Regions from separate parts of the Homo sapiens genome. Here region 1 is linked to region 2. Evidence: chromatin loops called from intact Hi-C (ENCODE). Cell type or tissue: Calu3. All regions are shown on one strand. Links, peaks and the distances in the headings refer to the core of each region. The heading gives the core; the rest is flanking DNA. Region 1 overlaps GNG12-AS1 (GNG12, DIRAS3 and WLS antisense RNA 1). Region 2 overlaps GNG12-AS1 (GNG12, DIRAS3 and WLS antisense RNA 1).

Region 1 (2,918 bases), core at 127-2,626, 110 kb before region 2:
GCAGCATAGCAATAAGCAATGATTTGTTATAGCTCTGCTGTCAGGCAGCTTACCTAAATGTTAGCACCCACATGAACTGCATAATGATTTCTGAAACTCAATTTCTCCACTAATACAAGCAAACAGATTTAGTTACAGTTAGAGAGGGTTTGGGGGAAAGGCAGCCTCTAGAGAGAGGCCAAGACTACCCCCTCCATCGCCCCGACTCCGTCTCTGTGGAGCACTAAAGTACTGATTTGGATCAAGACCAAGGAGGATAGAGGCTCAGGGTTGGAGCAGAGATTTCAGTGTGATAAGGAAAATGATTTAAAAAAAAAACAACCCTGGAATCTGAATGTTAGATCTTCAGCTTTCCCTTTTTTGTCTTCTACATTTGGCTTTGGAAATATCTCTTCTCTCATGAGGCTAAGGAAGGGGTATCCATGTCCTGGGAAGGTCAAGTAGACACCACAAGGGTACCACAACATAGGGGATCAGGGGAAGGGAGGCTTCATTTGTCTTCTGAGGCATTTCCTAGCCTAGACCTTAAGCTAAAAGTGCAAAGAGAGTCCTTAACATTTTCCCAGTTCTGCTCATTGGGACTAAGAGCTCTACAGAGAAATTAGGTTCAAATCACAGCTGATAATGAAAAGAAACCATTTGTTCAGGTTCATTTTCTATGTATCTTGCCCTTGAAACTTAGCAGTCCAAGGTCAGCGGTAGTTGGAGATTGTCCTTTGTCCCAAAGTTTAGAGTTGCCACCTCCCAGGACCACATAAAGAAACAGGAGGACTCAAATTCAGGTCTTGTGATTGATTTCTCTGGGGCATTGGCACTGCTAACACAGGAGCCCACAAAAGGCTCTAGAAGCACGGGCAGGGAAGCAGAGTCAGCTTCAACTCCTGCATTCATCCAGGAGCAGAGCTCCTACTGATAAATACAAATTGATGCATTCTAGGCCACCTGGGCCTCTTGGATTGCTTACTCCTGTTCTTGCAGCTTCTCTAAGCTTGGGCATGCATTTAGTCAGTCCATAAGTGTTACTTTTCGGTAGACAGGTTTTTGCAATATACTCCTAAGGAAATGAGATATGCTCATCTTCCAGAGTATTCTAACTCACTTCCTGTGGTCTTTGTTTTGTGCAGGAAATACAAGGATAAATGGAAGGCAATTCAGATAACCAGGGCTTTCAGCATGGGGCTTATTGTCAGAACTTGGAAAAAAACGTATTTATTGAGGGAAAAAGGTACAGATAAGAAAATGGCAACTCCAAGAGGTTAATAGATGATCGGTAGACGGATGTAATGTAAAATGTGAGACAGAGTATTACTCTTACTCTATATACCAACCCTACACTGTCTGTGTAACTGAACCTACAATTATATATAAATACATTTATAAATATTTACTTTCAAAATATTTATGGTAATTCAACCCTCCTCTTCAAACTCAGTGTTATAGTGCTAATTCAGGCAATTAATATCTCTTTAATTTGTCTATTACAAGAACCTCCAGCTCCTTCTTCCTCTACCTAGCCACCAGAGGGTGTATTTATCTAAAGCAAGCATGATCATATTACTACCTTGCTTAAACCATTCAATGGCTCTCTGTGATTCTATTTTACCTATTTGACTAGCCTATACTCCCCAGTTATTCAATTAAACACAAATCTAGGTGTTGCTGTGGAAGGTATTTTATACATATGATTAAAGTCCATAATCAGTTGACTTTGAATCAGGGAGATTATCCCAGCTCTTCTGAGTGGGCCTGATTCAATCAGTTGAAAGGCTGTAAGAACAGAACTGGGGCTTCCCTGATGAAGAAGAAACTCTTTCTATGTACAGAAGCTTTAGCTTATTCCCTAGATTTCCAGGCTTCTCTTCTCATAGCCTGTCCTTCAGGTTTTGGCTTGTCTAGCCTGCCCCTACAATAACTTAAGCCAATCGCTTGCATTAAATCTCTTAATATATTTATTGAGATAGATAGATATATCTTACTGGTTCTGTTTCTGTGATTGAACACTGATTTATACACTCATCATAACTCATAAGATGAGATTCAAAGGGTAGAGGCCTTTTTGACCCTGGCAAAGGTGTTTAAGCAAAACTTCTGATGAATTATTGGCTGGCCACTGAGCTATGCCAACTCAGCAGTGAACCCATGAAAGCCAGATGTAAAATTTTTTAAACAATTTTTTAGAGAGCAGCTGAGCAGCCAGCAGAGACTATACTATGAGAGAAACAGACTCCAGAGAATTCATTCAAAAAATGTCTGGGCACAGTGGCTTACGCCTCTAATCCCAGCACTTTGGGAGGCTGAGGCAGGTGGATCACCTGAGGTCAGGAGTTCAAGACCAGCCTGGCCAACACGATGAAACCCCGTCTCTACTAAAAGTACAAAAATTAGCTGTGCGCGGTGGTGTACACCTGTAATTCCAGCTACTCGGAAAGCTGAGGCAGGAATTGCTTGAACCTGGGAGGCAGAGGTTGCAGTGAGCCGAAATCATGCCACTGCACTCCAGAGTGGGTAACAAGAGCAAAACAACACTTCCAAAAAGAAAAAAAAAAAGAATTAATTCAAAAAATAAAGAAACAAACAAAAACAACAACAAATGGATTCCATTACAAGATGGCCAAATGGGAACAGCTCCAGTCCGCAGCTCCCAGCATGATCAACGCAGAAGATGGGTGATTTCTGCATTTCCAACTGAGGTGCCTGGCTTATCTCATTGGGACAGGTTGGACAGTGGGTGCAGCCCATGGAGGGTGAGCCGAAGCAGGGTGGGGTGTCGCCTCACGTGGGAAGCACAAGGGGTCAAGGGATTTCCCTTTCCTAGCCAAGGGAAGTTGTGACAGATGGTACCTAGAAAAACAGGACACTTCCACCCAAATACTGCACTTTTCCAATGGTCTTAGCAAATGGCACACCTGAAGATTATA
Region 2 (2,918 bases), core at 258-2,757:
CTTGTTAAAAGTGGTGGCAGTTCTCCTCTCTAACCCACTGCCACCAGATCTCCCTGTGTGTAAGTTCCTTCAATAAACCCTATGTCTCATTCACTGGCTCTGGGTCTCTTCAGCCTCTTGAACACAGTGCCATCCCTACTGAAGTCAATAGGGGTCTGACAAGAACGAGTAGATACCATGCTGGACTGTGTAAGTAGATGCTATGCACTGGGCTAGCCCTCAAATTGTGTGTTTTGGTGGGGAGAGCTTAGGAAAGGCATGAAGGGGCAGGAAGGATGGATGGGGAGATCTGTTTTCAAAGCTATACAGAAAAGTTATGTGAGTATGAATACAGTCATTACAAGAAGTTATAAGAAGGAAGCCCCAAGTGGCCAGGAAACTAGGTAATAGGGGTTAAGGAAGGTAGGTCCCACACCCCAGGATAAGGACAGGGATGATCCTTGCTATGTGCAGAAAAAGAGAAAGCAATTCCCCGAAGCCGGTGCCAAACGCAAGCTCTATCTAAGTATAACAATCTTATAGTGTCCTTGCAAATGAATTACATCAGCAGGTCAGACAGTTTGATATGTAAGGGTTTTATGGTTTTTCTTCCTGTCCTTCAGCTGAACTCTAGATTTTACTCCACAGGGAATACATTTCTGGGGAGTGGTGAGCAAATGTCAGAGATGGCAGAGAAAAGATGAAGTGCTAGAGGAATGTTTTGCCTTTCAGAGGAGGAAACACCTGCTCTGAATTCTCTCCTCCCAGAATATGGGGCATGCAGTTCACTCCAGGGCAAGAGAGGAAAGGGACCTGAGACCTTGCCTCCCTCTCCTGCCCCTCCTGCCTGCCTGCCTGCCTGCCTGCAGCAGGAAGACTGTCTATTACATTCCAAGTCCCCATGGAGACAGTCCCAGAAAAGTTCGCCTTCCAGCCTCTTCGTGGGACCATCAGACAAGCCAGAGGGGAAGCAGGCAGATACCACAACCATTGGCCACGTGGAGGAGGAGTAGCAGGCAAGCTGGAGACTGAGAGAAGAGAAGAAAGAGAGTGACAGGAACAAGGGCCGCATGAGGCAGGAGTTTCAGCTTGGTGGCATCTGAAACGTCTCGAAATTCTGGGGAATCAAGAGACTGTTATCCTATGAAACCCACACCCACCTCCTCTCCTGGTTTTTCTCCCTAAGTTTTTCTTTCTAAAGTTAAGCTTGCACATAAAAATGTAGCTCAATTCAACAAATGTTTATTGACCATCAATGATTAGCCAGGCCCTGAGAGGTTATGTATGAATTCACAAAATCCCCGCCTTCCAGGAAGGAGACAGGAGGCATGCGATAACTGTTGTCTGGGAGATACAGACAAAGCACAGTGGGAGCGAAGGAATAATACTGGTCAAACATCCAGGGCAGTCTGCACAGAACAGTTGGCACTGGAACTGCACCAGAGACATGGAGATGCCCTCAATGATAGGGGGCAGAGTGGTGCAGGGCAGCCGTGGTGTAGAAAGGACAGGATGTGAGAGGAAAGGAGAATGGTGGGCAGTCGGGCAGGAAGTGTGATGATAGCAGCACCTGGAAGCGGCTTTGGATGCCATGCTGAGTTCTTCAGACGGCAGGCGAAAGGTAGAGGGGAGCCAGAGAAGATTTTTAACAAAAAAGTGACATGCTCATTTATGTTTTATTTCTAAAGACGAGAAGACCTGGTCCCTCTTGTTAGGTTTGCAGAGTATAAATGACAAGCTACAGGCTTTTAGAAGGATGCTAGGGCAGTGGTGCAGAGATCAGAGTGGAATTCGAGGGACTACAACAAGGAGGTAAGTTAGGAGGCTGCCAGCCATGAAGCCTTAAACTAGGAGGGTGTGGATGGAAACAGAACATGGTTAGGTGGGAGATACTGAGTTAGCTGAATCAATGCAACTCAGTGACCCATAGGGTGGGGATGCAGAGGGATTATGAGGAGGGGCTGTATGAGGAAACAGGAGGTATGCAAGGTGAATTCCACAACCTGTTTGGAGGGAAATGAGAGGATCAACTCCATGTCTCTCCTACTTGCCCGGTAAAGTGAATTGGAAAAAAAAAAAGCATGAGAAATCTGAGGAAAACCATCTATATATCGTTAATATTGATCATCCTCCTGGGGAAGACCATCAATCATTTTACCAACCTATCCCATTAGCTCTGGATCTGCAAGGCACGTATATGCACACACTCACATACAAATGTGCCCACGCATGAGGCAAATATCTTTGAATTGCTACTTACTCTTACTGACCACCCTTAAATTGTTGTTGTCTAGGGGCAGTCATTCTGTATTCCACAAGGCAATATCTGATATTGAGGAAAAAATGAGTAGCTCAGAATTTACAAACATTATGGTATGTCCACTCCACAGGAAATACATTTCTGGGGAGTGGTAAGCAACTGTCAGAGACGGCAGAGAAAGGCAGGCATCCAAGATAAGCTTACATTTGGGTTTGCCAAATTTACGCAGTGAAGGCTAAAAGGAGGTAACCAGCAAATCAGGATAACACTATAATAGTTTTTAAATTTTTTGAATTTGGTGTTCAATGGTTCATTTTTTTTTAAATGGGCACTATTAAGAAAGTGAAAGACAACCCACAGAATGGGAGAAAATATTTACAAATCGTATATCTAATAAGGATCAAGAATGCAGAATATACAAAGAACTCTTATAAGTCAAAAATAAAAAGACAATCAATTTTTTTTAATGGGCAAAGGATTTGAAGGGACATTTCTCCAAGGAAGTCATATAAATGGCCAATAAGCACACGAATAGATGCTCAACATCATTAGTCATTAGGGAAATGCAAATCAAGACTACAATGAAATACCACATCACATCCACTACAATGGCTATCATCAAAAACATGGACAAAAACAAGCCTTGGCAAGCATGTGGGGAGACCAGAATCCTCGTACA

What was found. Peaks named below come from ENCODE experiments on the same cell type or tissue, not always from the same donor. Only the 100,000 strongest peaks of a DNase experiment are listed, where the experiment ranks them.
Region 1: it touches region 2 in a loop (7-fold over the local background); 1 of 110 quality-filtered maps calls a loop at or near these places.

The regions. Positions count from the first base shown.
Region 1 is chr1:68,008,902-68,011,819 of GRCh38, reverse strand. All of the region lies in intron 1 of GNG12-AS1 (GNG12, DIRAS3 and WLS antisense RNA 1), which reads right to left. Among named protein-coding and RNA genes, the nearest start is that of DIRAS3, 40 kb to the left of the region's middle. In Calu3, for the core only: no CTCF peak of the experiment used is centred there; no DNase peak of the experiment used is centred there.
Region 2 is chr1:67,895,476-67,898,393 of GRCh38, reverse strand. The region is part of intron 1 of GNG12-AS1 (GNG12, DIRAS3 and WLS antisense RNA 1); the gene reads right to left. Among named protein-coding and RNA genes, the nearest start is that of GNG12, 63 kb to the right of the region's middle. In Calu3, for the core only: no CTCF peak of the experiment used is centred there; DNase peaks (open chromatin) are centred at 693 and 1,373.